Regions from separate parts of the Homo sapiens genome. Here region 2 is linked to region 1. A link is a loop called in an ENCODE intact Hi-C map of the cell type or tissue named here. Cell type or tissue: endothelial cell of umbilical vein. All regions are shown on one strand. Each heading gives the region's core, and the rest is flanking DNA. Links, peaks and the distances in the headings are about the cores only. Region 1 overlaps ABHD3 (abhydrolase domain containing 3, phospholipase). Region 2 holds the start of LOC124900411 (small nucleolar RNA SNORA81).

The links. Peaks named below come from ENCODE experiments on the same cell type or tissue, not always from the same donor. Only the 100,000 strongest peaks of a DNase experiment are listed, where the experiment ranks them.
Region 2: it touches region 1 in a loop (6-fold over the local background); 11 of 110 quality-filtered maps call a loop at or near these places.

The regions. Positions count from the first base shown.
Region 1 is chr18:21,663,817-21,676,282 of GRCh38, forward strand. It overlaps ABHD3 (abhydrolase domain containing 3, phospholipase), which reads right to left. Exons shown (of 9, transcript NM_138340.5): 5 at 302-414. Among named protein-coding and RNA genes, the nearest start is that of MIR320C1, 13 kb to the right of the region's middle. In endothelial cell of umbilical vein, for the core only: no CTCF peak of the experiment used is centred there; a DNase peak (open chromatin) is centred at 6,115; H3K27ac peaks cover 628 bases.
Region 2 is chr18:21,711,402-21,723,867 of GRCh38, forward strand. It overlaps LOC124900411 (small nucleolar RNA SNORA81), which reads right to left and starts at 718; the gene lies at 549-718. It also overlaps a transcript of MIB1 not described here. In endothelial cell of umbilical vein, for the core only: no CTCF peak of the experiment used is centred there; no DNase peak of the experiment used is centred there; H3K27me3 peaks cover 273 bases.

The DNA.
Region 1 (12,466 bases), core at 1,368-9,367:
TCAGAAGGTCAACATGGCAGCCGGTGAGTGATGCAATCGACTTCATGGGCTTCAGACAAACCTTCAGGCTCACAAAATCCGCAGTCACAGAGACCCGTAGTTAAGAAAAATATTAAAATTCACCTGAATTAATTCTTTCCTTCCTTCGTTCATTCAATCAACCGCATTTAATAAAATATGATAAACATAATCAGACATTTATTTAAAAAGTGTCCATACAGCTAGCTTATAGTCCTCTCAAAGAGACAGCCAATAAAATAGCTTCCCTCTCAGAGATTATTTTAGAAAGGGAAAACCTTACCCTCCCATTGAAACCCCTGCTGCCAGGAAAGGAGCAGAAGGGTACAGGCTGTGTACATGGTGAATAACTGTCTCCAAGTCTTCAGTGTTAGCACAACAATAAGTCCTTGGCGTCTGGAAGTAGTGACAAGTAAAGCACAAAAATTACAATGTGAGGTTAATGATTTGTAAAATGCAGAAATGTAAACAGGAGCAAGGAGTCATACATATGAGAAAATAACCTTTGTTTGCACATACTGTAGTATTAATAATTTATCATTTTCCTGTCTTGCAGCGCACATACATGCCATTTAAAGTCAGCACAGTTAGAGTTGGCACTAACAAAAAGACCATGAACATGCAAGGAAGGCTTGATGCAGATGGGGCAAGACCAATACAAATACCTTCAATTAAACAAAGTACCATACTCAAACGTGTCTCCAACTTAACCAGAGCAGTTTAGGAAAAAAAGCAGAGAACTGTGCTTTCTATTAAACAAAAAACAACCTGTACCCTCAAAGACAAAATAACCTTTTTTTTTGTTTGTTTTGGAAAGACAGAGTCTTGCACTGTCACTCAGGCTAGATTGCAGTGGCATGATCACAGCTCACTGCAGCCTCGACCTCCCAGGCTCAAGCAATCCTCTGACCTTAAACTCCCAAGTAGCTGGAACCACAGGTATAGGCCACCACAAACAGATTTTTAAAAAAATGTTTTGTAGAGACAGGGGGGTCTTGCTATGTTGTCCAGGTTGGTCTTGAACTCCTGGGTTACAGTGATTCACCTGCTTTGGCCCCCCAACGTGTTGGGATTATAGGTGTGAGCCTGTGCCTGGCCCAAAGTAACTTTAAAAATATTATTATTTTTGAGATGGAGTTTTGCTCTGTTGCCCAGGCTGGAGTGCAGTGATGTGATCTCGGCTCACTGCAACCTCTGCCTCCCAGGTTCAAATGATTTTCCTGCCTCACTCCCCTGAGTAGCTGGGATTACAGACACCCACCACCATGCCCGGCTAATTTTTGCATTTTTAGTAGAGATGGGGTTTCACCATGTGGACCAGGCTGATCTTGAACCCCTGACCTCAAGTGATCCGCCTGCCTCAGCCTCACAAAGTGCTGGGATTACAGGTATGAGCCACCACGTCTGGCCAAAAAAAATTTTTTTGAGACATGGTCCTGCTCTGTTTCTAGGCTGGAGTGCAATGGTATGATCACAGCTCACTGTAGCCTCGACTTCCTTGTTCAAGTGCTCCTCCTGCTTCAGCCTCCTGAGTAGCTGGGACTATAGGCATGCACCACCATGCCTGGCAAATTTTTTATTTTTTTGTAGAGACAGGATCTTGCTATGCTGCCCAGGCTGGTCTCAAATTCCTGAGTTTAAGTAATCCTCCCATCTTGGCCTCCCAAGTAAAATCATTATTTATTAAAAAACAAACAAGCAGCCAGGCGCAGTGGCTCACACCTGTAATCCCAGCACTTTGGGAGGCCAAGGCAGGTGGATCATGAGCTCAGGAGATGGAGATCCTGGCTAAAACAGCGAAACCCTGTCTCTACTAAAAATACAAAAAATTAGCCAGGTGTGGTGGTGGGCGCTGTAGTCCCAGCTACTCAGGAGGCTGAGGCAGGAGAATGGCGTGAACCCGGGAGGTGGAGCTTGCAGTGAGCTGAGATCACGCCACTGCACTCCAGTCTGGGTGACAGAGTGAGACTCCATCTCAAAAAAAAAAAAAAGCAAAAGGGGCTTTTCAATAGTGTACCCCAAATCCCCAAAATTTTAAATTGTAGCTCATTTCTAACTGGGGAACTGTTTTCTCCACCTTGAGTGCTGTCTGCCAATGAAAGAGTATGGTTTCCTAGTGCTGTCTTCACTCTAGATAAAGCAATCTACGGTCTAATTTATTAACTGAATATTTTCTTTTATTTTTAAATTTATTTTTATTTTATTTATTTTTTTTGAGATGGATTCTTGCTCTGTCGCCCAGGCTGGGGTGCAGTGGCACAATCTCAGCTCACTAGTACCCCTCTGCCTCCTGGGTTCAAGCAATTCTCCTGCCTTAGCTTCCTGAGTAGCTGGGACTGCAGGTGTGCACCAGCTAATCTTTATTTTATTTTATTTTTGAGACACAGTCTCGCTCTGTTGCCAGGATGGAGTGCTGTGGCGCGATCTTGGCTCACTGCAACCTCTGCCTCGCGGGTTCAAGCGATTCTCCTGCCTCAGTCTCCTGAGTAGCTGGGACTACAGGTACGTACCACCACGCCTGGCTAATTTTTGTATTTTTAGTAGAGATGGGGTTTCACCATGTTGGCCAGGCTGGTCTCTAACTCCTGACCTCATGATCTGCCCGCCTTGGCCTCCCAAAGTGCTAGGATTACAGGTGTGAGCCACCGTGCCCGGCCTATTTTTTTTGAATTTTTAGTAGAGACAGGATTTCACCATGTTGGCCAGGCTGGTCTGGGACTCCTGACCTCAAATGATCTACCCGCCCTGGTTTCCCACAGTGCTGGGATTACAGGCGTGAGCCACTGTGCCTGGCCAAACATTTTCTTTTCTAATAGTATGTATATACAGATAGCCTCAGCTGTACTACACTGCAGTAGACACTTAAAATATTAAAATATGTAAAGTTGACCATGCTTCAATATATAACACATTTAAACACATGGTTTTCATGTGAATGTCATCAATAAGGGCTCTGTTTATAGCAGAAAAGCATCACGGATGCTTCACTTGAGATCTGGGAGGAGGGGGCAATCCTCTCGGTAGAATATATGTGAGTGTGTGTGTCAGAATTAAGTATATGTGCGAAAAAATAACCAGAAATTTAATAACAAGGAGAGGAATCTGGTAACATTACTCTAAGAAAACATGGAAACTAGTTATCTACACCACCCAATTTCACTATGTCAATTAACCATGATCATGCTAGGAAAGTTTTGTATCACCCACTGTTCAATCACTAATGAGTAGCCTGAGAAAATTACATTTTTTTTTTTTTTTGAGACAAGTCTCGCTCTGTCGCCCAGGCTGGAGTGCAGTGGTGCGATCTCGGCTGACTGCAAGCTCTGCCTCCTGGGTTCACACCATTCTCCTGCCTCAGCCTCCCATGTAGCTGGGATTACAGGCGCCCACCACCACACCCTTTTTTTTTTTTTTTTTTTTTTTTTTTGAGACGGAGTTTCCCTGCTGTTGCCCAGGCTGGAGTGCAATGGCGAGATCTCGGCTCACCGCAACCTCCGCCTCCCAGGTTCAAACAATTCTCCTGCCTCAGCCTCCCGAGTAGCTGAGATTACAGGCCTGCACCACTATGCCTGGCTAATTTTGTATTTTTAGTAGAGATGGGGTTTCTCCATGTTGAGGCTGGTCTTGAACTCCTGACCTCAAGTGATCCGCCCGCCTCAGCCTCCCAAAGTGCTGGGATTACAGGCGTGAATCACCGCGCCCAGCCGAAAATTATAATTTTTAACAATTGCCTCAATTAAACTCATCCCTAAAACACAGCCTATTCCCTACTGGCATCTTTTGGAATCTGCAAACATGACTCTCTGAAAGAAAAACGTTAACCTGACAATATTTCCGATGGCTAACATTTATTGGATCATTAAATTTGTGTCCACAAAACCCTGAGGAAGATCCCAGTGTATCTATTTTATAAATGAGGAAACTGAATTTAGAGAGGTTAAATAACTCCTGTAACATCTTAACAGCTACTAACTGACTATGCTCCGACACTTAAAAAAAATACTTTTTGATTGAATGCACGTCAATCACAAGGGGCGGGGGGCACAAATTCAACGTAAAATCTAAATAGAAAATATCTTCTAGTGGCCAGGGGTGGTGGCTCACTCCTGGAATTCCAACACTTTGGGAGGCTGAGGCTGGTGGATCACCTGAGGTCAAGAGTTCGAGACCAGCCTGACCAACATGGTGAAACCCCATCTCTACTAAAAATACAAAAATTAGCCGGGTGTGGTGGCAGGCACGTGTAGTCCCAGCTACTCAGGAGGCTGAGGCAGGAGAATGGCACGAACCCAGGAGGCAGAGCTTGCAGTGAGCCGAGATCACACCACTGCACTCCACCCTGGGCAACAAAGCAAGAATCTATCTCAAAAAAAAAAAAAAAAAAAAGAAAGAAAAAGAAAAGAAAATATCTTCTACTATGCTCATTCATAGTGACTTCAGAATTTGTCATGAGAACCTGGGTGATGAAATCATCCTTACTCAGCATTTTTATTGCAGGTGAGTCTATTCACACTGCACAGCTTTAAAATTTCTGAATTATTTATGAATAGTCCCCAATATATATTCTTATTATATAGGCTTTAACTATATGTGTATATGTAAGAATGCATACATATAGACACATACAGAGTTAGGGCATAAGAAAAATGCCCTAAGGAAAATTGCTAGGATCACAGAATCTTTGTGTCAAAAGGACCATAGATGTCACTTGGTTCCTTATTTACACATAAGGAAATTAAGGCCTGGCAAGGTTGAGTAATTTGCCAAAGGTCACAAAGTAGCAGAGCCTGCGTTATATGTTTGTAATAAGAACCTAATTCTTGTAAAGCACCAGGGTTCCATGAGGTATACAGTGAATAAATCATTATCTGGTACCCTCAGATATAGGGGCTGATTTTTCCCTAAACGTTTTTCTCCAAATAGATTGCATTAAGATCAACACTGATAATATTGCCAATGAAGGAGTGTGGATTTCTGGCACTGCCTTCATTCTAGATAAAGCACTATACAATCTGACATATTATTTTCTTTTATAATAGTATAGCCGTATAGCCCCAGCTGTGCTACACTGCAATAGACACTTAAAATGTTAAAATATGTAAAGCTAGGCAGGTGTAGTGGCATATGCCTGTAGTCCCAGGTACTCGGGAGGCTGAGGTGGGCCAATCGCTTGAGCCCAGCAGTTGAGAGCACCCTGGGCAACACAGCAAGACCCCTGTCTCTAAATTAAAAAACAACAACAACAAAAAAAACCCACACCCAAAATTAGCCAGGTGTGGTGGAGGATCACCTGAGACTGGGAGGTAGAGGCTGCAGTGAGCTGTGATCATGACACTGCACTCCAGCCTTGGTGACAGACTGAGACTCTGTCTCAAAATGAGTAAATAAACTATATAAAGCTCCTTATGCCTCAATACATAATGATCCAATGGTAAAGATCGACAGTTTCCAGAACTCTGAGATTCAGCAAATCTAGAACCTTTCCATCATAGTCGGCCTCCTGCTAGCTCCTCCCCTGGCGGCTCTGCTAGCTTTCCATTTCCTACCCAGTCTCTCACTTTTCCCCCAACCCCAAATGCAGGTAGGTATTCATTCCCAAAAGTTTTGTCTTAGGCTTGTATCTGCTTATTTTCTGGTCAATACCCAGTTCTTGAAGCTCTTATCTACTCCCCTATCTTCATCAATCACCTCTCCCCAGTGACTGAACCTAAACCTCCACTGTCACTTTCATCCTCAGCTCCAGATTCAAATTTCCAAGTTCCAGCAGGCAGCTGCCCTGTAATGTTCTACCAGTACTTCAGACTCAACATGCACGAAGATTAACCCATTTTCCTCTTCATGAAAACTCCCAACGCTTCTCCTAACTTCCCATTTCCCTATAAATGGCACTTATATTTTCCTAGTTAAAATTGTGGGCGACATGGCATTCTCCCTCTCCCTTAACTGCACAGCTGATAAACTGCCCAATCCTGTAGCTTCTTCCTCCTCAGTGAAAGGAAACTCCTCTCGAGTACAGGGCTGGTAAGTTGGATTCTCTCAAAAGGGGCCCTGAAGCAAGGATGTGAGTGCCAGCAGTTCATATGGAAGGCGACACCAGGAAGCACCCGCGGGAGAGTGGCAGAGTGAGTCAGGAAAGGCAGGAAGTCAATAAGAAAATGATACCAGGCAGTTTATGGCTGTGGGCAACTGGGACTCAAGTCCTTGGGATAGTCTGGGAGACTGTTGAACAAGGCTTACAATGATCCCCACTGAGTGGCAAATGAGCTATTTATCCACCAATTCCCTTTTAGCCACTGGTTGAAGCCTATCCTGGAGGATGTTAACGCCCCGGTACTTCTGGTCTGCCCTAAGTGCAGTTCCAGCAGGCTCCGATGGCTAGAGAAGGCCCCCAGTCACAGAGATGCAGGAAGCCCTCAAAAAGGCATACGTGGGAATGGTAAGTGCCAAGGGGGTAAGGATGTAGCACCAGCTGTCTTTGCTACAAGGCCTTTTTGCCTCTCACCTGGACTGCCACAAAACTGGTTAACTCCCAGTTTTTCTTGATAATCATTCATAATCCTACATCATTAATCTACACTATCAGATTAATCTTCCTAATGAACACTTGCAGCTGTAATCATGACAGTCTTTCTGCTTAAAATTTCTCATTAGCTTTTCACTGCCTACTGAATTAAGCCTCTGCCAAGCATTCAAGACTTTCCACAATATGACGCCGAGCAATCCTTCCAGCTCTGTATTTTATTATTTCTCCAAATGTACAGATGCAGACCAATGGGATACTGTTCTCTTGCCTGCTAGGCCCCTTAATATCCTTGCCACCTGTGACCTTCACCTGCCTGGTGTCCTTCTCTGTCAACCTTGCCTGTTGAAATTGTGCATGGAATAAATGTCACAAGAAGGCTGGGCATGGTAGCTCATACCTGTAATCCCAGCACTTTGGGAGGCTGAGGAGGGTGGATCACTTGAGGTCAGGAGTTCGAGACCAGTCTGAACAACATGGTGAAACCCCCTATCTACCAAAAAATACAAGTTAGCCAGGTGTGGTGGCACATGCCTGTCATCCCAACTACTTGGGAGGTTGAGGTGGGAGGATTGCTTGAACTCGGGAAGCAGAGGTTGCAGTGAGCCAAGATCGTGCCACTGTACTCCAGCCTGGGTGACAGAGTTAGACCCTGTCTCAAAAAAATAAATAAATGTCACAACAGGTGAGACTTGGCCCCTGTCCTTTAGGACCTCACAGCTGTTCTCAATCCTGCTAATTGCCCTGTCCAGCCTGCTCCATGCCCTATCCCATGTGAGTCTCTATCACTGTCTTTTCACCTCTAGCTTTGTTAATAAACCCTTGTCAAACTGAACTGACACACAGGACTAAAAGGGAGGAGACCTGATTAACTAATAAGTTCTGATATACACAACTATGCAGTTCTATCGCACAGCCGCTTGCTGCTTGATGGGTTCCAACAGGAAACATCATCTGTCTTCTTTCTTCACAGGAGCTGAAGTTAGAAATAAGCACAGCCTACAGAACTTGGGACCCATTAAAGAATCACCCAGAATACACAGCAAAGACATTTATGGGGCAGTATATTGAATTGATAGGCTTTGCAGAAACTGTCTCCAGGCCTGAAGATACAACTAGAAGCCTTTTAGACAAAAAACTCTGGTTAAATTCTGTTACTCGGGCTAGTAATGCAACTGGCAGCTATCCTTCTGGTAGATGAAATCACATCTAATCAGAAGAGAGACGAAGGAAGACCTGGGAGGATTCTGCTGGGTGGTGAAACTCCTTCTGGGTGGGATGAGGATGGGAAAAATGTAAAAAATCCAAAAGATATATCACTTCCAGCAGATATTTGGACATAAACATTCAATAAGTTAGAATAATTTGATGATAATTACAAGCCAAGGTTGTTTAAATTATCCAACTGTGACTATGATCAGAGAGCAATGACAGTAATTTATTTATTATCATTATTATTTTTTATAGAAATGAGGTCTCACTATTTTGCTCAGGCTGGTCTCAAACTCCTGGGCTCAAGCAATCCTCCTGCCTCAGCCTCCCAAAGTATTGGGATTACAGGCGTGAGCCACCATGCCTGGCCAACAACAGTAATTTAATGGCTGAAAGAGGTTAGTTTTAAAAGATGCATTGAAGAGAATGAAATATCATTAATTACTATTATTCATATATAATAGAAAAACAATAAAGCATATATTTTATATTTACCTATGGACTACATCTAATTTATCCTTCTTAATCAACTAAGGGCTTCTTAAAAGCTGACAAGCTGATTTCTCCTGACAGTTTTCTTGTACCAGATTTAGAAAATCTGTTTCAGAATTTAAAATTCTTTTCATTAAAAAAACAATTTTTGACCTAGACTCAAATTTTAAAATTCCCTCTGTTAATCAGGTAGCCAGACTCTCCCTAGCTATTCTTGGAGGAGATTAATTTGCTACTCTGCAGTGGAAGCCATAACTCAGAATCCTTCTCTTTCAGGGCTGGGGTTACCGCACTTCCAATGCTGAACTAAGCTATCGAGAATTTTAGTTTTCTGTCCAGCAAAGTGAAATCTGAAAAAGACACACGAATGCCTGGTAAAAAAATCATTTACGTTTCATATTAACTGTAATGTTTGATGATCATCAGGATCTTAGAATATTTCATTGAGTATTCCTCTCTCAAGTACTTAATGATTTGCACTCAAATATTGGATAAGATGCATTTAAATGAAGTCTGTGATTCCTGTGTGGATGTGGGCCTCCCCAAGAGGAACAATGCTTTTAAAATAGGACTAATTATGCTCCTTAATTGATCTCTACAGTGTGATGTGGTTTTCATTCCACCCATCCCCTGTCCAGTACCTAACAAATTGCCTAAGTTGTCCCTAGGAAAATTGATTTTATTTTTGGAATATGAGTTAATTAAATAATGAGTCAGACAGAAGAAAAATTACTTGCACATAAATAAAACCAGCAGTTTAATGAACCATCATTTCACCCAGTCATTGATAGACATATTAAATGACCATTGTCTAAATTTGCCTGGGAGTTTGCTAATTTTAAAAATCAACTACCCATAAAACAAAGGGCCCCAGGAAATATCCTGGCCAGCTTTGAGGCTGGCCTCTGTGTCACATTCCTGCCAGCGCTCCAGATGGCAGCCGTGCATGCTCATGATGTCAGGTTATACAAGCTACACCAATAAATGAGCAGTTTTGTTAGTGGCTTAGAGCAGGTCAGCCAGGAATTATTTTCAGTCCAGGCTCCTAAGAGGCAAATCTCGTGACTCACCTGGGTCATGGAGGCTATCACATGCAGGACTACTCATCACCTCCCAGGGATTTTCAGCCCTGTTTGTACATTAGACTCACCAAGAAGTGTTTATTTAAAATAAATTACAGATACCTGGACTCCACCCTTGACCAAATGAATCAGAATCTCTGGGGGATGGGGTTCAGGGATCAATATTTTTTGAGATGGAGTTTCGCTCTTGTTGCCCAGGCTGGAGTGCAGTGGCACGATCTCAGGTCACCGCAACCTCCGCCTCCCAGGTTCAAGCGATTCTCCTGCCTCAGCCTCCGAGTAGCTGGGATTACAGACATGCACCACCACACGCTTGGCTAATTTTGTATTTTTAGTAGGGACGGGGTTTCTCCATGTTGGTCAGGCTGGTCTGGAACTTCCGACCTCAGGTGATCCACCCGCCTTGGCCTCCTAAAGTGCTGGGATTGCAGGCGTGAGCCACCGCGCCCAGCTGTTTTTTGTTTTGTTTTGTTTTTTGTTTTTTTGAGACAGCATCTTGCTCTGTCACCCAGGCTGGAGTGCAGTGGCAGTCTCGGCTCACTGCAACCTCCGCCTCCTGGGTTCAAGCAATTCTCCTTCTTCAGCCTCCTGAGTAGCTGGGATTAGAGGCACCTGCCACCATGCCTGGCTAATTTTTGTAGTTTTAGTAGAGAAGGGGTTTCACCATGTTGGCCAAGCTGGTCTCAAACTCCTGGCCTCATGCAATCCACCCGCCTCGGCCTCTCAAGTGCTGGGATTATAAGTGTGAGCCATCACACCTGGCCAGGGATCAGTATTTTTCAATGCTTCCCAGGGGACTCTAATGGGTGGCCAGAGTTGAGAACCTCTGCAACAAGAGAATAAGTAGGGTGAGAGCTAAGCCAAGGAGGATGCTGCAGTGGTAAGAATGGTAAAACCTTTCTTGAGTGACTTGGGAGAAGGGAAATCCAGTTCTATATGGGTCTGAACTCTTGGATTCCTTGAAGTGTATGGGGAAGTACTCCCAAACATCTCATACCTTACAGGATCACCTGACACATATTAAGCATGATACCTAGCTATTAAATTATTATTTCTAAAACTCTTCCATTATTCAACAAAACATTCTTTCTTTTATTTTGAACTTTTTTTTTTTTTTTTGAGCTAGGTTCTTGCTCTGTTGCCCAGGCTGCAGTGCAGTGGCATGATCATGGCTCGCTGCAGCCTCAACCTCCTGGGCTCAAGCGATCCTCCTGCCTCAACCTCCTGAGTAGCTGGGACTACAGGCACGTGCCACCATGCCCATATCCAGCTAATTTTTAAATTTTTTGTAGAGACAAGGTCTCATTATGTTGCCCAGGCCTGTCTCCAACTCCTGGGCTCAAGTGATCCTCCTGGCTTGGCCTCCCAAAGTGCTGGGATTACAGGTGTGAGCCACCACACCTGGTCACAATCTTCTACGTTTAAAATTTTTGTTATTATTGGACTGCACCTATCAATGTTGGGAGAAAATTCTCAAGGATTAAATGTGTTCACACCTACACCTGGCTGAGACCAGCCTTCCTGGGTTGTTATATAGAGGAAGGTAAGGGGAGCAGGAACAGGTTATTTTTGAAGCATTTAGGAAAGGGCCGACTTGGGTGCAACAATATGTCCAGTAGGGAGGTACTGCATGTGAGAAAGGCACTGCCTGAAGGTAGAAGTTTGAAACTGAATTGTGCCTTGGCTGGCCCTGACCTCTATACCCCTCCTCCCTCTGGCTATCAGGGAGGTCCTTTAATCCTTTCTAAATGCCTTCTTCAGAAAATGGCCCACAGTGGGGTGGGGTGGAGGAACTGGAGGGATGGGGTGGGGGAAGAACTCTAAGTCCCTCCTACACTACTAGCTTCCATGGAAAAGCTAGTAGAAAACAAAAACAGATTTCTCTAAACCTGAGTCCTTAACCCCAAAGAATCTGAGGTTGGAGGGACGATCCTCTCTCTGAAAACCCTCCTTCCATCTATCCCCAGATTTTCAGGCTGACTTGACTGGAAGCCAGTACTGAAAGGTCAAGACACCAGGCTGCACAGCCTGAGTTCCTGCCGTGAGACCACTCATCAGCTTTATGACTTCTGATTGTCACCCCACTTCTCCAGAGGTGTCCTCATCTGTGGAATGAGGTGGGTTTTTTTTTTTTTTTTTTTTTTTTGAGACTGAGTCTCGCTCTGTTGCCCAGGCTGGAGTGCAGTGGCATGATCTCGGCTCACTGCAACCTCTGCCTCCTGGGTTCAAGCGATTCTCCTGCCTCAGCCCCCCGAGCAGCTGGGACTACAGGCGCCTGTTGCCACGCCCAGCTAATTTTTGTGTTTTTAGTAGAGACAGGGTTTCACTGTGTTAGCCAGAATGGTCTTGATCTCCTGACCTCGTGATCCACCCACCTTGGCCTCCCAAAGTGCTGGCGTTACAGGTATGAGTCACCGCACCCAGCCTGAGGTGGTTTTGTTTTGTTTTGTCTTTGAGGATTTGTGGACCTCTGAAGTAGAGCCATTCAAAATGCCAGTTCAGGATAAGCTGCTGGCATCAGAATGTAAATCAGCAAGCTGCTTCTCTCATTAAGGAAATATTGCGATGAGGGAAAAAAAGTCAGCTTATCTAAAAAGTGTACAGAACTGAAATTGGTTTATGTGCTTTTAAAGTATATTAACCATTATTTAAAAAAAAATAATTTACAGGCCGTGGACCTGGTAGCTCATGCCTGTAATCCCAGCACTTTGGGAGGCCAAGGTGGGCAGATCACTTCAGCCAAATTTCAGTTACACAGGAGGCATAAGTTCAAGGGATCTATTGTACATCATGGTGACTATCATTAATGGCAATGTATTATATACTTGAAAGTCTTCCCATGGTGGAGGGAGAAAGCTCTGATGTCTCTTCCTCTTCTTCTACAGGCACTAATTCCATCATAGGGACCCTGCCTTCATGATCTCGCCTAAGCCTAACTACCTCCAAAGGCCGTGCCTCCTAATACCATCACCTTGATGGGTTAAGGCTTCAACATATGAATGCTGGGGCAGGGAACACAAACATTGGGTCTACAACAATATTTTATAGCCATCATGATGTGTAGAAAGTGCTGACCTGGGAGTCAAAACCAGCTCTGAACTCATCCACCAAACTTAGGTAAATCATTTACTCATTTAAATGT
Region 2 (12,466 bases), core at 1,614-9,613, 48 kb after region 1:
CTCCTGAGTAGTTGGGATTACAGGTGCCTGCCACTACGCCCGGCTAATCTTTTTGTATTTTTAGTAGAGATGAGTTTCACCATATTGGCCAGGCTGGTCTTGAACTCCTGACCTCAAATCATGCGCCCACCTCGACCTCCCAAAGTGCTGGGATTATAGACATGAGCCACTGCGCCCAGCCAGACCCTATCTTTTATATCCACCCCAGCAATCTAACTCTAAAGAGGATAAAGCCGATGACTTTCCTCACAAGAGCTCACGACTTGTGTCACTTTGGTATCATAATCTTTCTTTCTTTCTTTTTATTTTTTTGACAAGGTTTTGCTCTGTCACTCAGGCTGGCATGCCATGGTGTGATTATGGCTTACTGCAGCCTCGACCTCCCAGGCTCAAGTCATCCTCCTGCCTCAGCCTCCCAAGTAGCTGGGACCACAGGCCCATGCCACCATGTCTGGCTAAGTTTTTTCTTTTTTATAGAGACGGGGTCTTTCTGTGTTGCCCAGGCTGGTCTCGAACTCCTGGGCTCAAGCAGTCCTCCTGCCTTGCCCTCCCAAAGTGCTGGGATTACACGTGTGAGCCACTGCGCCTGGCCTCACCCTAGTCTTTATAATCCAATGCTGTTACGTTTATTCTTCTGTGTACTCTGCTAGCATTATCACAAAAACCAAGATATGGTCCTAGTTTCTGCGATTTTAGCACAGTGCTTATACAGGAAGTTGTTTATTTTTAAAAATCCTGATCAAGTCTGTACCTGAAACAACAGACCTAAAGCAGCACAGTTGTCCTTTATAGGTTGGTATAAAATGCTCATGAAGCTCTTTGTCATTTTTTTTCTAATTCTATTTGTATTTCAAAGGAGAAATCAGAATTGCACAGAGAATGTGTGGTAGGCAGACCCTAAGGAGACCCCCAGTGATCTCTGCCTCCTGGTGCCCTTCTCCTGGAGTGTGTATAGGACCTGTGATTCATTTCCAACCAATACGATAGAGATAGCAAAGGTAATGGGATGTCAACACTCCTGTGATTATACTATGTTATATAAGACTCCTTAGCAGACTGGAGCTAGACTGTCCTTTCAGCCTTGAGGAAGCAGCCATGTGAACTGCCCCAGAGAAAGCCACATAGCAGCGAACTGTAGGCAGCCTCTGGGATCTATGGGTGGCCTCCATCAGACAACTGCAAAAAACACTGGTGACCTGAGTCCTGCAACTGCAAGGAAATGAATTCTGCCAACAACCTGAATGAGTATGGAAGGAGATTCTTTCCCAGTCAAATCTCCAGATGAAAATACAGCATGGTCAACGTTTTAACTTCAGCCTTGTGAGCCCCTGATCAGAGGACCCAGTTAAGTTGTACCTGGACCTATGACCCATGGGAACTGCTAGATAAGAAATGTGTTGTTTGAAGCTGCTAAGTTGGTGGTAATTTGTTGTGCAGCAATAGAAACCTAATAGAGAATATAAAAGGGTCCTACAAAATCATTTAAAGATTAATAAATATTAATGGCTCTTTTTTTTGCCCACCAATGTATCTATTATAGGAATATTTTATATTTATTATTATTATTTTTTGAGATAGGGTCTTGCTCTGTCACCCAGACTGGGGTGCAATGGTCTGAACACCTCTTACTGCAGCCTTGAATCAGTCTTGGGGTCAAGCAATCCTCCCCACTCAGCCTCCTGAGTAGCTGGGACTACAGGTGTGCATTACCATGCCCAGCTTATTTTTTTATTTTTGTTTTTGTTTTCATAGAGACAGGGTCTCACTATGTTGCCCTGACTGGTCTTGAACTCCTGGCCTTAAACAATCCCCCCATCTCAGACTCCCAAAGTGCTGGGATTACAACCCTGAGCCACCAAGCCCATCTGGAATAAATTAAATTTCCAGATGGAAAATAAATTATTTAATTAATAAATTAAAGAACTCTGGGCCAGGCGCGGTGGCTCACGCCTATAATCCCAGCACTTTGGGAGGCCGAGACAGGTGGATCATGAGGTCAGGCATTCAAGACCAGCCTCGCCAAGATGCCAAAACCCCGTCTCTACTAAAAATACAAAAAAAATTAGCCGGGCATGGTGGCACGCGCCTGTAATCCCAGCTACTCGGGAGGATGAGGCAGGAGAATTGCTTGAACCCAGGTGGCAGAGGTTGCAGTGAGCTGAGATTGCACCACTGCACTCCAGCCCGGGCGACAGAGCAAGATTCTGTCTCAAAAAAAAAAAAAAAAAAAAAAAAAGCTTAATTAAGACAAGTTCTCATTATGTTGAACTCCTGAGCTCAAGTAATCCTGCCACCTTGGCCTCCCAAAATGCTAGGAGTACAGGCATGAGTTACCATGCCTGCACCCCTCTCCTTTTTTTTTTTTTTTGTATTTTTAGTAGAGGTGGGGGTTTCACCATGTTGGCCAGGCTGGTCTTGAACTCCTGACCTCAAGTGATCCACCCTCCTCGGCCTCCCAAAGTGCTGGGATGACAGGTGTGAGCCAGCACACCTGGCCCCATTTTCCATTTTTTAAATTACACAGGAAATTCATTAAGTCACATTCCTTACAGGATGAAATTTGGAGAAAATTTTTAATAGGAGCACAAACAGCTATAATGCAGGCTTGTTTGCAGCTGTGGCCTTGCCCAGTGTAACAAGATGTTAAGTAGTGCTTTCCCTCCTTCTCTGGAATTGGTGAATGCAGTTCATATCCATGCACAGAGGAGTCAAGTACCAAAAGCTGTGGATCTACACAGATCTCCAGGGTTTAGTAAGAAATGTCTGAGCTGGCCAAATCGCCCAAAGCCATCACTCTAGGTGCCTCCTCCTCCTCCCTGCCTACGTAACAGACCAGAGAGGAAGAGATTAGCAGAGTTGTGAATTGTTGGACTGGGAGTTTCATTGCAAATGTCCTCTTTGCAGAAAGTGCACAAATGCTAGATCTCTTGGTGGTGAATACGTGAGTTTCATGCTGGGAGTAGGGAGGATAGGGCATGGGGAACAGGTAGTGTGAAATAGGTGGATCCACAGACCTCTACACTGCATAATTTCTGAAAGACCCACTCCTGCTCAGTATATTTTAATTAGCTCCCCCATCTCTGTCTCCACAGTTTCTTTCTTCTCCAGGAGTCTCCTTCTCCAGGGTCCTTGGGAGTTAGTCTCAATGTTGGCCTTTCGGTGCACTACAACTCTCTTGCATAGTATCCTCCCATGCTGAATCTGGGTTGGCCTTGTGATCTGCTTTACCAATAAAGGGAGTTGGAAATGACACTGAAATTTCTGAAACTAGTCTTGTGGTTTCCAAATTGGCCTTCCACAACATGCACTCTAGGGAAACCAACTGCCATGTAAGAAGTCCTACTCCTCTGGAACCAGCATGCTGTGAGGCTGCTCATATTGAAATACCTGATCAGGAGCTTTCTGCTCCATCAGCTGCTACTGGAGAGGAAAAATAGCTCTGTGTCCTCATTATCTCAATTTTGGTAGCCTAAAAGACCAGATGATGAGAATTGCAGAGCTTTGGCCCTAGCTCATGAAAAGGCAGTAAATTGGGGGGGATCACCCCATGGAGGATCATGGCAGACAGGAGATAGGACTAGATTGCAGCTCCCACTTGGGCAGCAGTGTGTGGAGTCTCGCTTCGTGAACTTTTGCTCTAGACCTACTCCAGGAATAAATCAGAAAGTTGAGAGAACCCATGAACCCTCTGGAGAAAGTGGATTGCTCCTGTAGGACCCAGGAGACACTCCAAATACTGTGCTGGTATCCACAGCTGAGAGACCCACAGATGGCTCATATCACAGGACTCTGTGCAGACAACCCCAGTACCAACTCAGATCCTGGTAGACTTGCTGGGTGGCTAGATCCAGAAGAGAGATAACAGTCAGTACAGCTTGGCTTTCAGGAAGCCACATCCATAGGAAAAGGGAGAGAGTACTACATCAAGGGAACACCCTGTGGGACAAAATAATCTGAACAACAGCCTTCATCCCTAGACTTTCCCTCTGACAGAGTCTACCCAAATGAGAAGGAACCAGAAAACCAACTCTGGTAATATGACAAAACAAAGTTTTTCAACACCTCCAAAAAGAAACCACACTAGCTCACCAGCAATGGCTCCAAACCAAGAAGAAATCTCTGATTTACCTGAAAAAGAATTCAGAAGGTCACTTATTAGGCTAATCAAGGAGGCACCAGAGAAAGGTGAAGCTCAATTTAAGGAAATTAAAAAAAAAATACAAGAAATGAGAGAAATCGTCAGTGAAATAGATATCATAAATAAAAAAAATCAAAACTTCAGGAAACAATGGATGCACTTATAGAATGCAAAATGCTCTGGAAAGTCTCAGCAATAGAATTGAACAAGCAGAAGAAAGAACTTCAGAGCTCAAAGACAAGGTTTTCGAATTAACTCAATCCAACAAAAACAAAGAAAAAAGAATAAGAAAATATGAACAAAGCCTCTAAGAAATCTGAGATTATATTAAATGACCAAACTTAAGAATAATTGGTGTTCCTGAGGAAGAAGAGAAATCTAAAAGTTTGGAAAACATATTTGGGGGAATAATCAAGGAAAACTTCCCTGGCCTTGTTAGTGACCTGGACATCCAAACACAAGAAGCTCAAAGAAGACCTGGGAAATTCATTGCAAAAAGATCATTGCCTAGGCACATTGTCATCAGGTTACCTAAAGTTAAGAAGGAAGAAAGAATCTTAAGAGCTTTGAGGCAAAAGCACCAGGTAACCCATAAAGGAAAACCTATCAGATTAACAACAGATTTCTCAGCAGAAACCCTGCAAGCTAGAAGAGATTGAGGCCCTATCTTCACCCTCTCTAAACAAAACAATTATCAGCCATGAATTTTGTATCCAGCAAAACTAAGCTTCATAAATGAAGGAAAGATACAGTCTTTTTCAGATAAACAAATGCTGAAAAAATTTGCCACTACCAAACCAGCACTATAAGAACTACTAAAAGGAGCTCTAAATCTTGAAACAAATCCTGGAAACACATCAAAACAGAACCTCTTTAAAGCATAAATCTTACAGGACCTATAAAACAAAAATATAATTAAAAAACACAAAAAGCAAACGTACACAGGCAACAAATAGCACAATGAATGGAATAGTACCTCACATCTCAATACTAATGTTTAATGTAAATGGCCTAAAAAATGCTCCACTTAGGCTGGGCACGGTGGCTCACGCCTGTAATCTCAGCACTTTGGGAGGCTGAGGTGGGCGGATCACGAGGTCAGGAGTTGGAGACCATCCTGGCTAACACGGTGAAACCCTGTGTCTACTAAAAATACAAAAAAATTAGCCGGGCATGGTGGCGGGCGCCTATAGTCCCAGCCACGCAGGAGGCTGAGGCAGGAGAATGGCGTGAAGCCGGGAGGTGGAGCTTGCAGTGAGCCAAGATGGCGCCACTGCACTCCAGCCTGGGGGACAGAGTGAGACTCTATCTCAAAAAAAAAAGCTCCACTTAAAGGATACAGAATTGCAGAATGGATAAGAATTCACCTGTCAACTATCTGCTGCCTTCAAGAGACTTACCTAACACAGAAGGACTAAGCAAAAAGAAAAAATCTGGAGGCATCACATTATCTGATTTCAAACTATATATTATAAGGCCATAGTCACCAAACAGCATGGTACTGGCATAAAAATAAGAATATACACCAATGGAATAGAATAGAGAACCCAGAAATAAACCCAAATACTTACAGCCAACTGATCTTTGACAAAGCAAACAAAAAGAAAGTGGGGAAAGGACAACCTATTCAACAAATGGTGCAGGGTAGCCAAATGTAGGAGAATGAAACTGGACCCTCATCTCTCACCTTATACAAAAATCTACTCAAGATGGATTAAGGACTTAAATCTAAGACCTGAAACTCTAAAAATTCTAGAAGATAACATTGAAAAAACCCTTCTAGGCATTGGCTTAGGCAAGGATTTCATGACCAAGAACCCAAAAGCAAACACAATAAGAACAAAGATAAATAGCTGAGACTTAATTAAACTAAAGAGCTTTTGCACAGCAAAAGGAACAGTCAGCAGGGTAAACAGACAACCCACAGAGTGGGAGAAAACCTTAACAATCTATACATCTGACAAAGGACTAATATCCAGAATCTACAATGAACTCAAACAAATTAGCAAGAAAAAAAACAAACAATCCCATCAAAAAGTGGGCTAAGAACATGAATAGACAATTCTCAACAGAAAAAATACAAATGGCCAAAAAAATATGAAAAAATCCTCAACATCACTAATGGTCAGGGAAATGCAAATCAAAAACACAATGCGATGCCACCTTACTCCTGCAAAAATGGCCATAATCAAAAAATAAAAAATAGCAGATGTTGGCATCGATGTGGTGAACGAAGAACACTTCTACACTGCTGGTGGGAATGTAAACTAGTACAACCACTATGGAAAACAGTGTGGAGATTCCTTAAAGAACTAAAAGTAGATCTACCATTTGATCCAGCAGTCCCACTACTTGGTATCCATCCAGAGGAGAAGTCATTATACGAAAAAGATACTTGCACACACATGTTTATAGCAGCACAATTCACAATTGTAAAAATATAGAACCAACCCAAATGCCCATCAGTCAGTGAATGAATAAAGAAACTGGTATTTATATACAATGCAATACTACTCAGCCATAAGAAGGAATGAATTAATAGGATTTGCAGCCACCTGGATGAGATTGGAGACTTATTCTAAGTGAAGTAACTCAGGAATGGAAAACCAAACATTGTATATTCTCATTCATAAGTGGGAGCTAAGCTATGAGGATGCAAAGGCATAATAATGACACAGTGGACTTTAGGGACTCAGGGGGAAAGGGTGGATAGGGGGTGAGGGATAAAAAACTACAAATTGGGTGCAGTGTATACTGCTTGGGTGATGGGTGCACCAAAAATTTCACAAATCACCCCTAAAGAACTTACTAATGTAACCAAACACCACCTGTTCCGCAATAACCTATGGAAATAAAACATTTTTTTAAAAAAGAAAGAAAAAAATAGCTGGTCAGCTCCCACTGTTTCTGCCAACCCAGCTGAAGTGTCAGACATGTGAGTAAAGAAGCCACCTTGGAATGTTCAGCCCAGTGAAATCTGTAGATGACTTTGGCCTCAGATGTCATCTGACTGCAAACACACAAGAGACATCAAGCAAGAACTGCCCAGTTGAGCCCAGCCACCCTACAAAAATCTGAGAGCGAATTATGCATTGTTGTTTAAGTAACTAAGTTTTGGCTGAGTTCTTACGCATCAATAGTTAACCAAAACTATGGCCAACTATCTTGGGTGAGTTACTGGCAAGACAGGTTCAAGTTCAGGCACCTTCCTTGGTGTTAGTAGACAAAGGACCATGTGGGGCTGGGTGCAGTGGCTCATGCCTGTAATCCCGACCCATTGGGAGGGTTATGAGGTGAGGCCAAGAGTTCAAGACGAGTCTAGTCAACATAGTGAGACCCTCATCTCTACAAAAACAATTTTAAAAAATTAGCCAGGCATGGCTGGGTGTGGTGGCTCTCAGCACTTTGGGAGGCCAAGGTGGGTGGATCACCCTAGGTCGGGAGTTTGAGACCAGCCTGACCAACATGGAGGAACCCTGTCTCTACTAAAAATACAAAATTAGCCGGGAGTGGTGGCGCATGCCTGTAATCCCAGCTACTTGGGAGGCCGAGGCAGGAGAATCGTTTGAACCCAGGAGGCGGAGGTTGCAGTGAGCCAAGATCATGCCATTGCACTGCAACCTGGGCAACAAGAGCAAAACTCCGTCTCAAAAAAAAAAAAAAAATTTAGCCAGGCATGGTAGCTACTTAGGAGGCTGAGGTGGGAGGATTGCTTGAGCCCAGGAGGTTGAGGCTGCAGTGAGCTATGATTATATCACTGCATTCCAGCCTGAGTGATAGAGTGAGACCTTGTCTGTGAAGAAAAAAAGGACCATATGAAATCATATAAGTCGGTAATTAATTTTTATTATATTTTAGATACTGGCCTCAATAGATGGGAAGTATTAAAAATCTCAGAAACAGAGTTTAAAAAAAATTTTTTTTTGATATGAAGTCTCGCTCTGTTGCCCAGGCTGGAGTGCAGCGGTGCGATCTCTGCACACTGCAACCTCTGCCCCCTGGGTTCAAGTGATTCTCCGGTCTCAGCCTCCGGAGTACCTGGGACGATGGGTATACGTCACCACGCTGGGCTATTTTTTTTTTTTTTTTTTGTATTTTTAGTAGAGATGGGGTTTCACCACATTGGCCAGGCTGGTCTGGAACTCCTGACCTCATGATCCGCCCTCCTTGGCCTCCCAAAGTGCTGGGATTACAGGCATGAGCCACTGTGCCCGGCCCTTTTTTACTTTTTTCTAAAAACTCACTCCTATTTACACAAAAACAGACCCTTTAATATAGTTTGAGAAGCACTGACTTAAAATTTTCTCATTTCTAATAAGTCTTCCTTGATATTGTTGTCATTGATAAAAGTTTCAAAGTAAAATTTTCCTAACTAAACAATGGAAAAGCTTATGTATACACATTTATACTAGCAACCCAAATATGAGATATCTAAGAATAAAACGTTTAAAAAAAGATTTATAAGACGTTTTGCAGAAAACTTTGGTCACATTTGAAGGATAGTATGGAACCTGTTCATTAGTCCAAATAATACTAAATAAAGGGAAAGAAACCAGCATTTCCTGCCTTTTCTATATCAATCATACCTCAGGATAACCAAATAGCTTTGAAGGAAAGTTCTTCTGCATAGAAGAATTCCAGCTAACAAAATGAAGGAATGGTAGAAATAGAATATCACTATGTTGTAACCTTTAATAAAATAATTATAGGTCTAGTAAATGAGTATCAATAGCTGTTTATGCCATAAAAGCTAATGGGGACATTTTAAATAGGTGAATGAGGATGACAATTCTCCGAATCAATCTGACCATCAGGAACACATGATCATCCAGAAATTAAGGGTATCCTGCAGAGATAAACAACACTTCAGGGATGTAATTAGGAAAATCCAGAATATGGAAAATTCTATAGGTCAAACAATCTGGCTTATTAAATACATTATTTTCAAATAATTTTTTTTTTTTTAGAAAGTGGAAGGGGAACTTGTAGAATCAGAGGTCTATGCAATGTGTAACTCATGATTGGATCCTGATTCAAAGCAAACAAACAGAAGAAAAAAATGGAATTACCTGAGACAATCAGAGAAATGTGAAGACACTGGATATTTGGCGAAGTTAAGGAGTTACAAGCCTGGCACGGTGGCTTATGCCTGTAATCCCAGCACTTTGGGAGGCTGAGAGGGGTAAATTGCTTGAGGCCAAGAGTTTGAGATCAGTCTGGGGAACAGAGGGGGACCCCGTCTCTACAAAAAATAAGAAATAAAAAATTAGCCAGGCATGGTGGTGTGCACCTGTAGTCTTAGCTACTTGAGAGGCTGAGGCAGGAGGATTGCTTCAACACAGGAGTTCGAGGCTGCAGTAAGCCATGATCATGCCACTGCACTCTGCACTCCAGCCTGGGCAACAAAGTGAGAAGCCATTATCTTAACAAAAGAAATCTAGTGAGAAGTGGGTGTGGATTGAGATGAAACAAGGTTGCTGCAACTGAGTGATGGTACTGGGGTACATGGACATTCATTGTACTAGTCTTTCTAAATTTGTATATATTAGAAATTTCATGTAATAAAAAGTTATTTTTCCTGTAAGAGATTTTTTTGAAAGATTTAAACATTTTAAAGAAGTTTTTTTTTTTTTTTTTTTTTTTTTTTTTTTTTTTTTTTGAGACAGAGTCTCCTTCTGTTGCCCAGGCTGGAGTGCGATGGTGCGATCTTGGCTCACTGCAATATCCGCCTCCCAGATTCAAGTGATTCTCCTGCCTCAGCCTCCTAAGTAGCTGGGATTACAAGCATACACCGCCACGCCCAGCTAATTTTTGTATTTTTAGTAGAGACAGGGTTTCGCCATGTTGGACAGGCTGGTCTTGAACTCCCGATCTCAAGTGATCTGCCCGCCTCAGCCTCCCAAAGTTTTGGGATTACAGGCATGAGCCACCGTGCCCAGCCTAAAGAAGCTTTAAAATTATGATTTTACTAAAACTTATTTTTGTGACTGGGATAGTATCTGATAGAATTTGGGGAGAGGAGGGAGAGATGTGTGTCAAGGGAATATTTTTTGGGGAAAATACCAAGTTGTGAAGGAAGAAACTCAGGTATCTTTGAAAAGCAATTGTGTATGTATGACATTATTCATTTTCAAGAGGCATTTGTAATAAAACTGTAGCTTGTGGGTAGGGTGAAAAATGCTCTTTTAGAGTATAATTATGTTTAAAAATATATTTTAAATAAATTTGAAAGTGTTTGAATAATTCTAAACTTAGAGAAAAGTTGCAAAGATAGTACAGGGTTCCCATATTGATCACCTGGTTGTCTTCATTAATATCTTACATTACTGTGGAGTGTTGGTCAAAACTAGTAAACTAACACTGATACATTACTATTAACCAAACTCCAGACTTACTTGAATTTTACTAGTTTTCTATTAATGTTCTAGAATCTAATTCAGGGTCTATCATTGCATTTACTTGTCATGTCTTCCTAGTTTCTTCTGGTCTGTGATAGCTTCTTAATCTTTCCGTGTGTGTGTGTGTGTGTTTTTAAGACGGGGTCTTGCTCTGTTGCCCAGGCTGGAGTGCAATGGCGTGATCTCAGCTCACTGCAACCTCTGCCTCCTGGGTTCAAGCGATTTTCCTGCTTCAGCCTCCTGAGTAGCTGGGATTATAGGCACGAACCACCACACCTGGCTAATTTTTTGTATTTTTAGTAGAGATAGCGTTTCACCATGTTGGCCAGGCTGATCTCGAACTCCTGACCTCGTGATCCACCTGCCTCGGCCTCCTAAAGTGCTGGGATTACAGGCATGAGCCACCACGCCCGGCCCAGTCTTTCCTTGTTTTTATTTTTATTTTTTATTTTGAGATGGAGTTTGCTCTTTTGCCCAGGCTGGAGTGCAGTGGCAGGATCTCAGCTCACTGCAACCTCCACCTCCTGGGTTCAGGCAATTCTCTTGCCTCAGCCTCCTGAGTAGCTGAGATTACAGGCGCCTGCCACCACACCCTGCTAATTTTTGTATTTTTAGTAGAGACAGGGTTTCACCATGTGGGCCAGACTAGTCTTGAACTCCAGACCTCGTGATCTGCTTGCCTCAGCCTCTCAAAGTGCTGGAATTACAGGCATGAGCCACCATGCCTGCCTCTTTCCTTGTTTTTATGACCTTGACATGCTTGAAGAAAACTGGTCAGGTATCCTGTAGAATGCCTCTCAATCTGGGTTTGTCTGATATTTTTTCTCATGATTGGAGTGGTTATGGGTTTTTGGAAAGGATACCTCAAAGGTAAAATGCCTTTCTTATCACATCCTATGAAGGTGTACCTAATAGCCACATGACATCACCAGGAATGTTCACCTTCCTCTCTTGGCTAAAGCAGTTGTTTGCCAGGTTTCTGCACTGTAAAGTAACTATTTGGAAGAGAGTCACAAGTCTAGCACACTCTTAAGACGGAGGTAGCAGAAATTAAGCTCTACCTCCTGGAGGAGGGAGTATCTATATATATATTATTTGGAATTCTTTTGCGAGGAATATTTGTCTCTTCTCCCCATTTATTTATCTATCCAATCTTTTATTTATATCAGTATAGACTCAATGTATATTTACTTTATAGTTGGATCATAATCCAAAACTATATTATTTTGTTTTTCGAATTCTTCCAGCTTTTGCCTTTGGAATTTCTCTTATGTTGGCTTATGTCCCTTTGACATGCCCCATTATTTTGTTTTTTTTAAGCAATTCTTTACTTTCTGATACTTTGTGGAGGCTGATACTCCAGGCTCATCTTGTATTTTCCCTATCTCAGGCCTAGAATGAGCCATGTCACCAAGGATCCCTGGTTTCCCTTATTCTTATTGCAGAATGATATTTAGAAACCAAGATGTGGGTTCTGAGTGTACTCACTGCTACTGGATATCACTGCTTTTAGGGCCTCTCAGTCAACAGAGCTAAGTAATATATGTATGTATATTAAACCATGTGTATATACATATCTATAATTGTTTTTTTTTTGAGACAGAGTCTTTCTCTGTCGCCCAGGCTGAAGTGCAGTGGTGCTATCTCGGCTCACTGCAACCTCCGCCTCCTGGGTTCAAGCAATTCTTCTGCCTCAGCCTCCTGAGTAGCTGGGATTATAGGCACCCGCCACCACGCCCAGCTAATTTTTGTATTTTTAGTAGAGACGGGGTTTCCCCATGTTGGTCAGGCTGGTCTCGAACCCCTGACTTCGTGATCCACCCGCCTCAGCCTCCCAAAGTGTTGGGATTACAGGCATGAGCCACTGTGCCCGGCTATAATTGTTTTTTTATAAATCCACATCTGTTTATAAAGTAAGCTAAACATAAAT